2 separate regions of the Homo sapiens genome follow, and region 1 is linked to region 2. The links are chromatin loops, found by intact Hi-C in ENCODE. Cell type or tissue: dorsolateral prefrontal cortex. All regions are shown on one strand.

What was found. Hi-C counts contacts between places; a loop is a spot of excess contacts. Peaks named below come from ENCODE experiments on the same cell type or tissue, not always from the same donor. Only the 100,000 strongest peaks of a DNase experiment are listed, where the experiment ranks them.
Region 1: it touches region 2 in a loop (4-fold over the local background); 2 of 110 quality-filtered maps call a loop at or near these places.

What each region holds. Positions count from the first base shown.
Region 1 is chr10:132,019,473-132,027,472 of GRCh38, reverse strand. No RefSeq gene overlaps it. Among named protein-coding and RNA genes, the nearest start is that of BNIP3, 42 kb to the right of the region's middle. RefSeq lists an enhancer at 7,348-8,000. In dorsolateral prefrontal cortex, CTCF peaks have their summits at 4,018 and 4,222 (motif pointing right); a DNase peak (open chromatin) is centred at 4,232; H3K4me3 peaks cover 1,240 bases.
Region 2 is chr10:130,186,222-130,194,221 of GRCh38, reverse strand. LOC124902561 reads right to left here. Exons shown (of 2, transcript XM_047426136.1): 2 at 1-8,000. The coding sequence starts at 4,154. The coding sequence ends at 2,997. Among named protein-coding and RNA genes, the nearest start is that of GLRX3, 54 kb to the right of the region's middle. RefSeq lists silencers at 3,554-3,673, 3,724-4,053 and an enhancer at 3,895-4,395. In dorsolateral prefrontal cortex, CTCF peaks have their summits at 3,716 and 3,943 (motif pointing left); DNase peaks (open chromatin) are centred at 2,621, 3,911 and 5,351; H3K4me3 peaks cover 832 bases; H3K27ac peaks cover 653 bases.

The sequences.
Region 1 (8,000 bases), 1.8 Mb before region 2:
TTGGGTGGTGATTGTGGCATTATTTTCCTTTGTGTGAAATGTTTGCCACTAGTATTGGTGCTTCACCCTTTTTTTATAATTCTGAGGTGCCAGGGCATCAGTGCTGCCACGTGACGGGCAGTGCCGGTGCTGACAGAGGGCTTCCTTCAGCCTCAACCCCTTTGTCTCACATCTTTGTCTTTGCCTCTGATTCTCCCAGGTAGTGTGCAAATGTGCAGCATTTACAAGAGCAGTCATCGGTGGGGCTCTCCCCAAAGTCTCTGTCCATCTGTCTCTTTTACAGCATGATCGGCATGTGTAAAATGTGGATAATGATTCCTGTCACTTCCTACCTCCAGAGGTGGTTGTAGGGACAAGGATTTGTAGTAGATAAGAAAGGTCAGGCATGGTGGCTCACTTCTGTAACCCCAGCACTTTGGGAGGCCGAAGTGGGCAGATCACCTGAGGTCAGGAGTTCGAGACCAGCCTGGGCAACATGGCAAAACCCCATCTCTACTAAAAATACAAAAATTAGCCAGGCATCTGTAGTCCCAGCTACTGGGGAGGCTGAGGCAGGAGAATCGCTTGAACCCAGGAGGCGGAAGTTGCAGTGAGCCGAGATCACACCACTGCACTCCAGCCTGGGCGAAGAGTGAGTGAGACTGTCTCAAAAGGCACGATGGCGCATGCCTGTAATCCCAGCACTTTGGGAGGCCAAGGTGGGTGGATCATGAGGTCAGGAGTTCGAGACCAGCCTGGCTAACACAGTGAAACCCCGTCTCTACTAAAAAATACAAAAAATTAGCCGGGCGTAGTGGTGGGCACCTGTAGTCCCAGCTACTCGGGAGGCTGAGGCAGGAGAATGGCGTGAACCCGGGAGGCGGAGCTTGCAATGAGCCGAGATCGTGCCACTGCACTCCAGCCTGGGTGACAGAGCGAGACTCCATATCAAAAAAAAAAACAAAAACAAAAACAAAAACAAAAACAGTAATAGATGAGAAAGCGCTTGAGCTGTGGAAAACTGTGCAGGAAATAGTCATGCCATCCAAATCTATCCTGGAGCCTTCCTGTCCCCTGAAGATGTTGGAAAAGGTGCCTTGAATTCATGCCTCGTGGAAGCACAAAGCATGCTTCAGCCTTTTTGGTTTCTGAGACTCGTGTGTCTAATGATCACTCTACCACGGGGCTTGTGACTGAGGGTGTGGTCGTGTTGTTGGTTCCATATCACAATCCTTTTTTGATAACCTCATTCCTCTATCGTTTCCAACCCAAATACAAAATTTTCATGGGAAGGAGAGATTTGCTAAGGATCCGACAATAATAACCGCACAGGCAATCTTAGGCATCTTTGCTCCTGGAAAGGCCGTTGGCCTCTACCCCACTGTGCATGCATCCCCCTTCCTGCTCCCTCCCACCTCACTTCCTTCTCACCTCTCTCTAAGACCACCCTCTAAAACTCCAAATATTCTGGGTTATATAGAGGAGTGTTTTGTGAAATGTGGTCCACACACCCCAGGTGTTCACGTTAGGTTGGGAGGGGAGGTTTGCTTGGTAACCGAAGATGCCTAGACCTCAGCAAAGACCCACGGTCATGATGTGAATATCCGCTGGGATCGTTATAAAAATAAACATTTGTCTTATATTTTTATTAGATTATTTGAACGAACCCTTTCATAGAACGATGAAAATGATGCTAAGGGCTGGGCGTGGTGGCTCATGCCTGTAATCCCAGCACTTTGGGAGGCCGAGGCGGGCAGATCACCTGAGGTCGGGAGTTCAGGACCAGCCTGGCCAACACAGCAAAACCCTGACTCTATTAAAAATACAAATATTAGCTGGGCGTGGTGGCGGGTGCCTGTAATCCCAGCTACTCGGGAGGCTGAGGCAGGAGAATCGCTTGAACCCGGGAGACAGAGGTTGCAGTGAACCAAGATCGCGCCATTGCACTCCAGCCTGGGCAACAACAGAGTGAGACATTGTCTCAAAAAAAAAAAAAAAAGAACAAAAGAAAATGCTGTTAAGATTTTTTAAATCTCCTTAAACTCATCAGAGAAGTGATGAGACGGCAAGGACTTACTAGGCCAAAAATCTAAATCGAAGCAGGAACAAGATGGGTGGGCTGAAGACGGCAGCTCTTTTTACTACGGGGGCATTCACCTGCCCCAGTGTACTTAAGCATAGTTCTTAATGGTCTTTCAGGGCAAGAGGCACAAGAGTAAAACGCCAAGCCAGTGGGGAGTGTCGGAGGAAGCCCTCTCTCCATAAAACTGAGAACCCCAAAGGCTACACCCCGAGGGTAAGGGTGAATCAGAGGTAACACCCCCCAACCCCACATCATCAAGGGATGGCAAGACAAGCGGGGCAGGGGCAGGAGAAAACCCTTTTCAGAGAAGACAGAGGCATGAGCCAGCCACGTCCAAAGCTGCATCACACGGGTGACCTGGATCACACCCATGACCGAGAACTCTTTAAGCCTGTAATTTAATGTAATTAATGTAAAGTGGTCCCAGATTACCACGGCCCCTGGGCGCCTGGAAGAAGCAAATGCCAGCCTCTTTAGAGGGACAGCTTCGTGCAGGGCTCACAGGACACCTACAAGCAATTTTTCAAGGACAGCTGAAAACAATCATGACACAGAAAATAAGGTATTATGGGAGTGAATCAGATAAGAAGAAAAACAGGAGAAGAAATAGGAGGGGGTGGGTGGGAAGGAAAAGACAGACAGACCTAGAAAGACTTCAGATATTCAAACTACCAGACAAAGATATTAAAACTATGCACACTATGATTAGAGACATGAAAAGCAAGACGAAATTTTCTGGGGAAAGACAGGAACTGTATAAAATAGACTAGCATATTTGAAAAGCAACTCAATAGAATTTCTGGAAATGAAAAAATATAATAATCAAAATTAAAAACCAGGTTTAACAACAAATTAGCCACAGCCAAAGAAAGAATTAGTGAACCATAAAACAGGTAGAAGAACCCAGAAGCAACCCAGAGATACAAAAAATTAAAAATCAGAAAGAGAGGTTAAGAGAGATGGAGAACAGAGTAAAAAAAAAAAAAAGTTTAATATATGTTCAATTAGTGTTCCAGAAGAGATCAGACAGGAAATAGCCAGAAGCAATATCTGAAGAGGTAACAGTTGAGTCTTTGATGTACTGGTAAAAGAAATGGGCTGGGTGCGGTGGCTCATGCCTGTAATCCCAGCACTTGGGAGGCTGAGGTGTGCGGATCATGAGATCAGGAGTTCGAGACCAGCCTGGCCAACATGGTGAAACCCTGTCTCTACTAAAAATACAAAACTTGGACCAGGCATGGTGGCTCACGCCTGTAATCCCAGCACTTTGGGAGGCCGAGGCGGGTGGATCAGAAGGTCAGGAGTTCAAGACCAGCCTGGCCAACGTACTAAAAATACAAAAATTAGCTGGGCGTGCTGGTGATCCCCCATAGAATCTTCTAGAGACGCAAACCCCATGGCACCGCCTCTGCTGGTAAACCTCCAGTGGTGTCTCATTATCCTCTGGTTTAGTCCAAAATGCTTCCCAAGGCCCACAGGGCCCCCCGAGACAGCATTTGCTGATTCTGCTCCACAGAAAATGAACGGGTTTCACTTTCTCAAACCCTCCTATTTTTCCGTAGACTCCGGACCCTGGAGCATGTTCCTCACGGGAAGAAGAACGGTCTCCCTCCTGCGTTCCGGACTCAGCGTCGCCTCCTTGGGGATCCTTGAGGGGATGGGCAGTGACTCAGTGGATGAAGCCGCACTTCGTTGCATTCAGTTTCAGAAAACACGGCACTGTTTCTGGATCAGGCTCTTCAAGGGACACGCACTCCCCAAGCCGCATGACCAGAGTATCCACAGAGGCGAGTGAGTCTCCACCTGGCCCTGCTGCCCCTTCTGGCTAGTCCCTGCCCTTACTCTCCCAGAGGCACCCATTTTTTCTGATGATTTTCCCCATAGATTAGTTGAGGGGAGCTTCGCATCCATGCAATCCGTGTGCTGTTCTGTGGAAGGTTTCCAAATTGCCACGCGCATCAGTGGCGTGCTCTTATTTATTGCTGGAGATTGTTCTCTTGTACAAATTTGCCACGGTGTATGTATCTATTCTCCTGTTGAAGGACACCCGTCTGCTTTCCAGTTTGGGGCTATTACAAATAAAACGGCTGTAAACGTCTTCTTGCGCACAGCCTCCTGTCACGGGCACGCTCTTGCGACTTTCAGGTCTCCCAACCGTGGACAGCAGAGGGCGTCGGCGAGCCAGCGAGCGGAAGCCAAGCGTCCAGAGCGCCAGGCTGTCTCGGAAGAGGAAGCTCAGTGACCACCTTCTCAGGAATAGATCCAGGAAGAAAGGCGTCAGCATATTCCAGATATTAAGGAACTTTGTTCGATACGACAATTTCTTTTTAGAGACAGGGTCTCCATATGTTGCCCAGGCTGGTCTTGAACCCCTAAGCTCCGGTCCTCCAGCCACGGCCTCCCAAAGTGCTGGGATCACAGGTATGCACCACCATGACTGGCAGACAGTTCATTTTTTTGAGGTGGAATCTCGAACTGTTGCCCAGGCTGGAGTGCAGTGGCTTGATCTTGGCTCACTGCAACGTCCGCCTCCCGGGTTCAAGGGATTCTCCTGCCTCAGCCTCCCGAGTAGCTGGGATTACAGGTCCCTGCCACCATGCCCAGCTAATTTTTTGTATTTTTAGTAGAGACAGGGTTTCACCATGTTGGCCAGGCTAGTCTTGAACTCCTGACCTCGTGACCCACCCACCTCGGCCTCCCAAAGTGCTGGGATCACAGGTGTAAGTCACCGCGCCTGGCCAACAGATCTTAATTATCAGGGAGCTGGTTATTGCAGGAATCATGACCAGTGGCCCAAGTGTGGTAGGTTTCATCACCAGCAGGGAGGCCCCACATGCGGGATGTGGTGAGTGACAGGGCAGGGGAGCAGCAGGGGAGGCCCTCACGCCCTGCAGGCCTCACTGCTGCTGCCCATGGGGCCACACTCAGAAAACGCCGTGCTGCTGGGCTCCCGCGGCGTCTCTCACAGGATGCAACCCAGATGCTGCGGCGCAGAGATCCTCTGACACGTTCTTCCTGGTCCACTCTGCGGGGGACGTCCTTGGACCACCAGCACCGCCCCTTAGCGTTCCTACAGCCTCCGGATCTCACCCGGGCCTTGGGTCCTGGGTGTGGCTGTGTCCCTCCCAAGTGTCCTCTGCTGGAAGCCACTTTCGACGCTAAAATGGAAAGCAGAGTGGTGGGCAGGAGGGCATCAGATGCCGACAGACTGGTTCCAGCAAGAGTGGAGTGACTTGGTTCACAGTGCGGCTTCCAGAGTCATCGAAACCTTGTTTAAAATGCAGAGTCCGGCCCCCTCCCCAGTAATCCTGAGGTCTGGGCTGGGACCTGGGAATTGGTCATTTGAACTCGCTGACCAGGCCACATGCAGCAGGTTAGGAAGCTGCAGGTCTGAGCGCCTGATGAGTGTGGGTTGGAGAGGGCAGGTGTGGGGTCCTGAGCGACCAAAGGGACCCACAGGGGACGGGGAGCAGGCAAGGAGTGCCACGTGGGTTGGCCAGCCTGTTCCCACCAAGGCCAGCGCCCGGCACTCACTGTCATAGTGCCAGACACACTGCCCTTTGTTCTGGATCCCCCTCCACCAACACCTCTTCCACCCACCCCACCCTCTCCCCGGTGATGAGCACGTGCTAGGCTCACACGTGCTGTGTGGAGACATCTCTCCTCCCAGCCCTCCCAGGCCCCGAGCCTCAAGCTCTCCTGCAGCCGCCCCTGTGCACCTGGGCGTCTCTCTGCAATGCCTGCCTCTCCCGCACCTGGACCCACACCACACAGCAGCCGTGCAGCCTGTGCCCACAGCACTGCCATGGCATCCATCAGAGAGAGGAGGCCCAATGGGATAGATTGAGGAGGGCCAAGTGTGACACCTTAATGACATGTTCATTTCTGGCAGCAGCAGCATCTCAAAGTGCCCTGTAAATGTGGGCATCAAACCCGAGGCAGGACAGGTAGTCAAGGAAGTGACCAGGTCCTCGGGGCATGGCGACCATGGTGACCGTACGGTCGACACAGCAAGCCTCAGCATTGGCAGTGTAATGGAGCTCATTTGAGCACAGCTATCTTCAGTAGGGACCTTCCCCTCTGGAGAGCACGCGCACTGTGAGCTTACCTGTCCTCACACCGACCCTGGCGTTGAAGACGCTAGTGAGACAGGCGACGTATGAACAAGCGTGGACGGGTACTGCGCGTGCGCACCTGGAGGAGCACCCGGAACAAGCTTCCCAGCAACGCCTCTCGCACCTCCTCATGCGTAATCATGGAAGACTCCCATAGAGGGAATCTCCCTCCTTCCAGTCTTTGCCGTCTCATCCTCATGAGCAGCCGACCCCGAATCCTCTCTTTCAGAGTGTACTGCCCATTCTGCACCAAACTTTTCTCATATTATTTTTCTTTTGCACTAAATCACTATACATGCCGCCTCCTTTGCTGTGTGTCTCTTGCTTAAACTCCCTTAAACTAAGAAGACAAGAACTGAGATCTCACAGCAACCATCAACTAAACTACCCATCAAGTTGGCCCCCAAAGCTGCTGAGCCCTGAGAGAAGCCTCAGGGGAGCACGATGAAGTCTGTCCTGTGAAGACACGAGTCCCTTAGAGAACGCGCACACCCGGCAGATCAGTGGTAACAAGGGAGCAGGTGCTCAGTGAGTCTCTAGGCAATGACCGCTGCAGCATCTGGAGGAGAGTGTGAGCCCGAGGTCTGGGCCAGGCTTGGGAGGACTCAGGAGGCAGAGAGAAGAGCCAGGGCACTGGGGCCAGGCTTGGAGACGAGAAGAGCAGGAAGAGCTCGGCAGAAGAGGGCTGCCTAAGAGAAGAGCTCGGCAGAAGAGGGCTGCCTAAGAGACACAGGTGGAGGTTGAGCTCCTGGGTTTTTACCCAGAGGAACTGGAAACGTGTCCACACAAAACCTGCGCGTGGATGTTTACAGCAACTTTGTTCATACTCACCAAAACTTGGAAGCTGCTGGGATGTCCTTCAGCAGGTGAGTGGAACCATCAGTTGTGATTCATCCCATCAAGTGTGGTTCAGGGTTAGAAAGAAATGAGCTATCAAGCCAGGAAAAGACATGAAGGACCCTTAAATGTACATTACTCTGTGAAAGAAGTCAATCTAAAAGGCTACACACTGTATGATCCCAACTCTTTGACATTCCAGAAGAGGCAAAACTATGGAGACAGTAAAAAGATGAGTGGTTGCCAGGGGACAGGGGAGGGAGGGAGGGAGGAACAGGCAGAGGATAGAGGACTTGGGGCAGTGAAAGTGCTCTGCGTGTTACTGTCGTGGGGGATACATGTCATTACACATCCGTCGAAACCCATAGAATGTCCAACACCAAGAGTGGACCCTAACGTGGACTCTGGATGATAGCGATGATGGCAGAGGCGGCCCATCTGGAGCGGTGGCTGCCATCATGCTGGGTACAGTGGGGAGGTGTGGCTGGGGCTGCATATGGGCTGCACACTCCACAGAGCCGGCGGGAGCCAGGGACAAGTGGGATCCCTGCCCCTTCTGAGTTGATCCCTGCCCCTTCTGAGCAGGAGCTCTGTAGGTGCAGCCACAGCCAGCCAAGTTGTGGCTGCAGACCGGAGCCTGCCACTACAAGGAGCAGACAAGAGCCCTGCCCACCCCCATCAGGCACAGCTGCAGCTGCCCAAGTCATGGCTGCAGACCTGGGCCTCCCTGTGTTCTTAGGGGGACTGGAGCAGGCAGGAGCCCCGCCCTCCCAGGCTCAGCTGCAGCCACCCAAGTCACAGTTGTAGACCTGGGCCTCCTACTCCATGGAGAAGGCAGGAGCCCTGCGGCCCCCACCCTCCAGGCGCAGTTGCAGCCGCCCAAACTGTGGCTGTGGACCCAGGCATCCCTGCACTCTTGGGGGCCCAGGAAGGCATCCCCCTGCCCTCACAGGCTCAGAAGTGCCTGCTCCCACTGCCTGGCTTCT
Region 2 (8,000 bases):
GCCTGCAGGGCAGCAGGCATTGGCAGGAGAGGAGGTGAGAGAAGCCACAGGTCCCCATCCTGTCCCCAAGCACAGCCCTGAGCACGCTCAGGAAAGACCAAGGTAGGGAGCAGGGATCTGAGTCATCGAGCACCGTTCCACATGCCAGGGATGCAGGAGGGAGGAAAGGGCAGCCAGACGTCCTAGTAGCATGAAGGGACAGAGAGATAGTGAGGCAGAGATATATATAGACAGAAACAGTGTGATACAGAGACAGAGACACTGAGGCAGAGATATAGACAGACAGAGAGACACAGAAAGAGACTGAGAGAGAGAAAGAGACAGAGACAGAGAGAGGGGCAGCGAGGCTCCTGAGAAACTCTTCCCTTAGTCAGAGGGAGAGCATAGGGGGAAGGCGGGCGGGGGAGGGGGAGGAGTGTGAGGGAGGCAGTGGAAGGGGTGGGCTAGGCAGCATCCAGGCAGGGGTGAGGAGGTCCTGAGACAGCCGGGCAGGGCAAGTGCACCTGCTGTCACTCAGGGGCCACTTCTGCCGCCATGGTGAGGAGTCCTGCGGACCCAGCCTGGGAAGGCCTGGGAAGGCCTGGGAGATGCCACTGCAGGCTACAGGAGGCGTGACCTGCGGTGTGGTTTAAAAAGACCCACCCGCCGACCCGGGAGAGCTGGGTGGGAGGGAAGGTGGCTGTGGGTGAAAGGGCAGGAGGGAGCCTTCGGTGATGGCTGTTCTGCATCTGGCTGTGGGTGCTTGTGGTGGAATTGTCTAGAATTCAACGTGCCCACACACACAGACCAGTGCACAAAAAACTGAAGCCAGAACAAGGCTCGTGGTGTATTGGTGGGATGTCCCGGCTGTGCTACTGCACTCCAATTTTGCAAGATTCTCCTGCTGTGGGGAACAGGGCAGGGTACACAGGGTCTCTCTGTACCATCCCTCGCCATTGCCTGTGAGCCCATAACTCTCTCAAAATGTATTTTAAGCATCCCATCACTGGCACATGGAGAAGAGGATGTAACAGTCTACGTGGATGCCTGGAGATGAGGCAGCTCTGCAGGAGACCAGGACCTGGGCGGGAAGGGCATGTGGAAAAGGGGTCAAGGGTAACACTGGGACCCATGGGGACTGTGGGCAGATGGGCAGAGAGAGTGGGGCTTTGGAGAAGCAGGGACAGGGTGGCTGCCAGGGGCTTTCACAGGCAAGAAGAGAGAGGGAAACAGGTTTCCACCCAGGGTGCCCAGTCCCAGGGCTGTGTCGCCCCAGACTCCAGCTGAATTCCCCCAAAATAGCAAGGTTTTGTGTGGAAATTAACCGAACTTATAACTTTGACAGGTCATTTGAGTGTGGGAACAAGGCTAGTTTGCCAAAATGATTCTTCCCTCTTTAATTAAAATCTTTTATGAACTGCCAAGCTAATACCTTCCCCTAAGACAGACAAGATAATGAGCCCACATCCATCAACCCAGGCCGGCAGCCATCCACAGAGACCGGGGTGGGCTCAGGAGAGGGGAGCCAGCCCCCACAGACACCCCGTGCTCTCGCTTCAGGGACAGCCCCAAACGCAGGCAGGAGTCCCTTCAGGACACACATCAGCCCTGTCAGAAAGTCCCTGCCAGAAACAGCGTGGCTCAGCAAGTGGCCTCCAGCCCAGCACTTTGCAGGTTGCAATGTCCCCCACCACTTCTACTGCCATGCACTCGGAGAGGCCACAGGGCCACCTGAAGGGCAGGGCCCGGTCCCAGTGGGTCCCAACTTGCTCTCTCGGTCACTGAGTAGGGCGGGTTTTAGAGGCCAACAGGAACCACCCCCTAGGCCCCAGGAGCCTCTGTTAGGACCATAGCCATTAGCACAGACAGGGCACCAGGCAGGGACAAAGGCCCAACACAGCCCAATCCAGACCCAGCCCTCCCTGACACAGGGGCAGGCTCTGGTAAGAGACTGTCTACCAGCCTGGTTCACCCCTCAGTGGCGGCCCTAACCCCATCTTTATTTCACTTCATTAGAAACATTTCAAACACAGACAAGCATAGGGACACACACAACAAGTGCCCAAGTGTACACCAGCAGCCTATAACCACACCCCTCCTAACCCCTTATATAATACCTATGAGTCTACACTGACAGAATGATCAAATAGATGAGTAAATGCAGAGAAGGCTGTGTGCAGTGGCTCATGTCTGTAATCCCAGCATTTTGTGAGGCCAAAGTTGGAGGATCAGGAGTTCAAGACCAGCCTGGGCAACATAGCAAAACCCCGTCTGTACAAAAAATACAAAGAAATTAGCCAGGTGTGATGATGGCTGTGGTCCCAGCTACTTGGGAGGCTGAGGTGGGAGGATCGCTTGAGCCCAGAAGGTCGAGGCTGTAATGAGCTGTGTTCGCACCACTGCACTCCAGCCTGGGTGACAGAGAGAGACCCTGTCTCCAAAAGAAAAAAAAATGGAGAAAAGAGATGAATATGCAGAAGTCTCCACGCAGAACCCAGCAATTTATGGGCTCCTCCCCCTCAGGGACACTCATTCAGCGTAGGCTGCACACAGGGACTTCCAACGACACCCTATAGAAGGAGGGAGAAAGCAGAACTGGGGTGGAGACGTGCGAGGTGACCAAGGTCAGCGCCGCAGCCAGAAGGCGTGTCAGCAGCGTGTAGCCTCGATGTGATGGGAGGGGGGCGGCGCCTTGCCTCTGCGGGCTTCCTCCCAAAACACCGCTGCCCCAACCTGACCATGAGAAAACCCCAGTCGAGAAAGAGCCTTCAAAATACTCTCACACCGTCACGATCACCAGAGACAAGGAGAGTCTGAGAAATGCTGCCGCCAAGGAGCGTGAGCAGACGGCGACCCGGTGGGATCCTGGGACAGAAAGGGGACCTCAGCTGTATGGACTCTAGCTAATAGTAACGTGTCACTATTTGTTCGTTCATTAGAACAAATGCACGTCGCCTGTGCAAGATGTTCACGGGGGGAGGCAGCAGGGGTTGTAATAAGAACTCCGGACTAGCTGCTCATTTTTTCTGTAAATGTAGAACTGTTCTAAAAATAAAGCCTATTGGTGTTTTAAAAACCCGAACCTCAACTGTCCCCAAGGTCCCTTGGCTCCCCTCTTCGAGGGGACGCAGAAGGTTCACTAGGGCTAAGGAACAAAAAATTCCTGGGGAGGGCCGACTCTGGGGAAGCGAGGCCAGGCCTGCGACGCCCTGCGGCTCGAGTGCTGGGGCCCAGGCCCGGTGGCTGCAGCGGCCAAGCCGGCCCAGGCTTGGGGAGGCGGGCAAGGCGCCCCAGTGAGCTGGGGCTGGGGCTATGCCAGCTCCGCTCCCTTCTCTGGCCCAGGTCGCAGCTCGGGCAGGACGGGACAAGTGTGTCCCCCGCACAACCGTGCACCCCGGGCCAGGATGCAGCGCCCACCCTGAGGCCGCTCGGACCCCAACCAGACAGACCCCCGGGTCCCCGGGGACGAGGGGGCAGGGCTCCAGGTGTCCAGGGATCCGCCCTGCTTCCCGGCAGCCGCCACTCCCAGCACGGCCGCCCCCAAGCCTCAGGCGCTGGTTTCCCAAAGGTCCCGGCCCCCTCGAGCTTGGAAAGGCTCGGCAGCCGCAGGCAGCGGGGCGGGGCTCTGAGCCGGACCCTGTGGGCCCTGCCCCGGCCACGCAGGCACCGCGGACTCCACTCCGCTCCCGCAGGTAGAGCACGGTGCGTGCAGGCAACGCCCGAGCCGGCCGCAGCACCAGGTGAGCCCCGCACACGTGTGCAGGCATGCGCCCCCGGCTTGGCGCGCCCCCGAGACGTTCCAGCCGCTTCGTCTGCGAAGGAGGCCCGGACAGGCCGGCCGCGCGCCCTGGACCCAGCACACGGCGGGGCGCGCGCTCCGGCACCCGCGGGCTTACTCTTGCGCTCTCCTCGGTCCTCGCACGCCCCCTGGCGCCAGGAGACCGCCCCTGCAGAAGGCGAGGTCGGGCTGAAGCGCGGTGCGCAGCGCCCTCGCGTGGACACGCGCCGCCACCGCCCGCCGCCGAGGTCTGCAGCCGACGTGGCCTACCTGGGACTTGCCGCGCGCTGACCTCGATGGTGCAGCAGCGACCAGGGTACGAGGGCACCATGGACCGTTTTGCATACGTGGAAACTGAGGCTTTCGAGGTCCTGGAGATGGTGCATTGACTCCGCATATGACAGTAGATTCAGTTCGCGCCCCGGCCTTGTCCCTCCAAATTCACACAAGGCCGCAGCGGCAGCAAAGCTCCCAGTTGGCGCGGGGCCCTGGACATCACCTGCCGTCGCTGGCCCCGGGGTGTCCCTGCAGCCCCAACGTCCAGGGCACTCTGGGACCCAGGACAGGGACCCGACCCAGCCAGGCAGGGCTCGTGACCAGCTCCTACCCTGGCGTCTGGTTCCAGGGCTGCTGGTTCCTGCACGCGCCCTCCCCAGTAGCACCACCTGGACCCTGGCACCAGGGGCTGCGTACCTCCCCGGATGCGTGGGGCAGACCCCTCCAAAAGGGATGTGCACAGGCCGCCCCCAGGAGTGCGTGCCCGGAGCCTGAGCAGCCCTTCCCGGCCTGGACCCCCGATCCCACCCCTGTGTGCCCCAGGGCCCCGGGGAAGGGACAGAAACAGGGTGGGAAGCAAGAGGGGCAAACGTGAGCGGGGCGATCTGTCCCCTGAAGCTGCCAAGACCCAGGACTTTCTAAATTCACAAGGCAGCCTTCCCGGTCACTGGTAGGTGTATTTGTCAAGGTAAGAGGACAGAACAGTTTAATGTTTGTTCGCTTGACTTAAAACTTCCAGTATTTGCGGCCGGACGCGGTGGCTCACGCCTGTAATCCCAGCACTTTGGGAGGCCGAGGCGGGCAGATCTCGAGGTCAGAAAATCGAGACCATCCTGGCTAACAGGGTGAAACCCGGTCTCTACTGAAAATACAAAAAATTAGCCGGGCGTGGTGGCGGGCGCCTGTAGTCTCAGCTACTCGGGAGGCTGAGGCAGGAGAATGGCGTGAACCCGGGAGGCGGAGCTTCCGGTAAGCCGAGATCGCGCCACTGCACTCCAGCCTGGGCGACAGAGCGAGACTCTGTCTCAAAAAAAACAAAACAAAACAAAACAAAAAACTTAGTGTTTGCACACGGCATGGGAGGATTTCTATCTGAACTGCTGCTCCCAGGGTGCCCACGGCGACCTCACCCTCTGGAGACCCAGGTAACGGATCCGCCGTAAGAACCCAGCGGGGTGGGTGCTCCCGCCCGCGTCAGACCTGCCTTCAGGGAGAATCCGTCCCCCACCCCAGGCCTAAGCACAGCGCTTGCTGTGATCCGGGAGAAGCAGGATCCGGAGCCTGGTAATGAACCCTGGCTGAGCCACTCGCCCCTTGGATAAGAGCTTTGGCAAATTCCTGAGCTTGTTTCCCCACCAACAAAAATAACCCCCAAAACGCCATCGTGCTGGGGGGCCCTCGGGTTCTAAATAGGCACCGCGCTTCGGGCAGGGCATGGCCTTCACGGTGGGCTGCTCCTGTGGTGCCAGCGTTCTCTCTCCTTCTGGCAAAGCCGGTCCTGGGCACCTCCTCACCCTCTCTGCCTACCATTAGGACCAATATGGGCCCATCCACAGCCCAGCACTCCACCCTGCACCCAGTGCTGTCCCTGGACACCCAGAGGAACATGTCTCCCTCCCAAGCCACAGGAGCCAATTCACTGACTCCTCACACCTCATAGGGGTTAAGAGGGCAAACTGCAGCCAGGAGGCCCAGAGTCAAATCCCAGGTCCAACAGGTACTATGACCAGGAGCAGTGTGCTTCACCCATGCCTCAGTTTCCCCATCTGTCAAATGGGGCTGAAGATGCCTACCTCATAGGGTTGTGGTGAGAATTAAATGACTTAATACATGTCAACTATTCATGACAGCACCTGTTTGCTGTGGTGGTTTCAGCATCAGGTGGAGAGTATGTCCCTGCAGGAATGCACCTAGAACAAGGGGTCACAGGTGACCGGGTGTGTGTTTCTCTAGCGAGCAGTTCGGAGCAAGTTCAAAGAAGATCATGGCTAAGGTGAGTGGCCCTTTAACAGAATCTCCGGGAAAGGAGAACCCTGGGGTCAGGGCCTGAGTTCCCCGACCTCCTTCAGCCACACTCCTTGAAGCAGGGCTGGCCTTCCAGGCCTGCCACCTGTGCGGTCCCATGGGGCCCTGCACTCAGAAGGACCACACTCAGTTTCACGTTCTGCTTTCGTCATCTCGAAATTCTTAATAATTTTATCTGAACTCGTGCTGTTAGTGCAGGGGCACCACAGAGCATGTGGGTGAGCAGAGAACTGGCTACTCCTTGCCACCCGGCTAACATGCAGGGTTCGCGATGCGCCAGAAGCAGCGTTCCAGTGGGCCTCAGCATCGGAGGTGACAAGACTCAAGGCGAGGGCAACATCAGCATGTAACCAGCTACGACAGGACAGCTGGAGCTGACAGCCCTGGCACCACGCTTTCCAATCACATGAGAACTTGCTTCCAGCCCAGAAAGAGAGCAATTGCATTCTAAGAAACACGGATGACGGAGGAAGCCATCATATCCTCTCTGCCTTGTCTCTTGCCTGTACTAGCCAACTACTCACACTGAAGATGACACAGAAGGCAGGCAATGAGAGGGCAACCCACAGCTCCTTCTCTCTCATGGTAACCTTAGCCTTAAGGCAGCATTCGCTGAGGGAATGTGCATGGATCAAGAGCATTTCCTTTTGTGCAGTGCCTCCAGCATCCTGGCAGAAGCTGAGATAGACATAGATGGGCCAGCTCAAGTATCCCACACACAAGTTAAATGCTCTTATATTTGCATTTGAAATTGCCACTACACAGTGCAAAGAAAAGCAGAAACATTCATGTTAATAACTTAATGTTCTAATTTTTCTTTAGAATATTAAGTAGCAAATAATACACACCCGGGGAAAAACCTTTATATCTTAGCACCTCCAACAGCACTTTTTGCCTGCTTTCTGAACAAGCTCTAAAATTTATAAACCTGGACCTGCACGCAGGCCCTGCCCAGCAATATAGGAGGCTCCTTCCCTGGCAGTGGCCCGGGAAACAGCACAGTGCCACAGCCCCGATGGGAACCCAGGGCTCCAGTGCTTAGCTGCAGGAGGAGGGCAAAAACCTGCCGTCACCCCACAGCATGCCCAGCGGGGTGTTATTTTCAACAGGAACATGCTTTCTTACACTTAAGTGTGTGAAACTACACACGCTTCCTGCACCTCAGTGCACAGGGTTCCGGGATGAAGACAAAATGCTGGCATGGAGGCTGCCCCAGAAAATCCAGCCCGCTAACCGTGGGCCACCACCTCCCATCTCAGCCTCTCCACTCAGGACCGTCCCTGCCAGATCCTATGCTGCTTCTCATCAGCAACTTCGGACAGCCAAGCGTGCTGCACATGGGACACGCTCCTACCCACCAGGAGCCTTTGATTCTGGGATAAGACTCCTGGCATGAGGAAGACCCGCAGATCCTCCCTACCTGCACCCACCAAGGGCAAATGCCCTGGAACCTTCCTCCAGACCTAAGGGCAAAATAGAGGGATATGCTGGGGCTCAGAAAATGATACCCCAAGGCCTGTGGTTTTGGCACACTGAGGAACTGCAGGACACCGGAAGGGCCTCAGAGGCAAGGGCTCTCTGACCCTCTGGCCCCTTCCCTTGCCCGCACCCCACCACCCCTCAAGGTAGGCCACGGAAAGTAGAATGCCTCTTCCCCAGTGCAGGTCATAGAAACCAGAACCCCTCTCCTGCGAGGCCAGCCATAAAACCTAGAAATACGGCCAGGCTCTGTGGCTCACGCCTGTAATCCCAGCACTTGGGAGGCTGAGGCAGGCGGATCACTTGAGGTCAGGAGTTTGAGACCCACCTGGCCAACATGCCGAAACCCCGTCTCTACTAAAAATACAAAAACTAGCCGGGCATGGTGGCACACGCCTGTAATCCCAGCTACTGTGGAGGCTGAGGCAGGAGAATCGCTTGAACCCAGGAGGCAGAGGTTGCA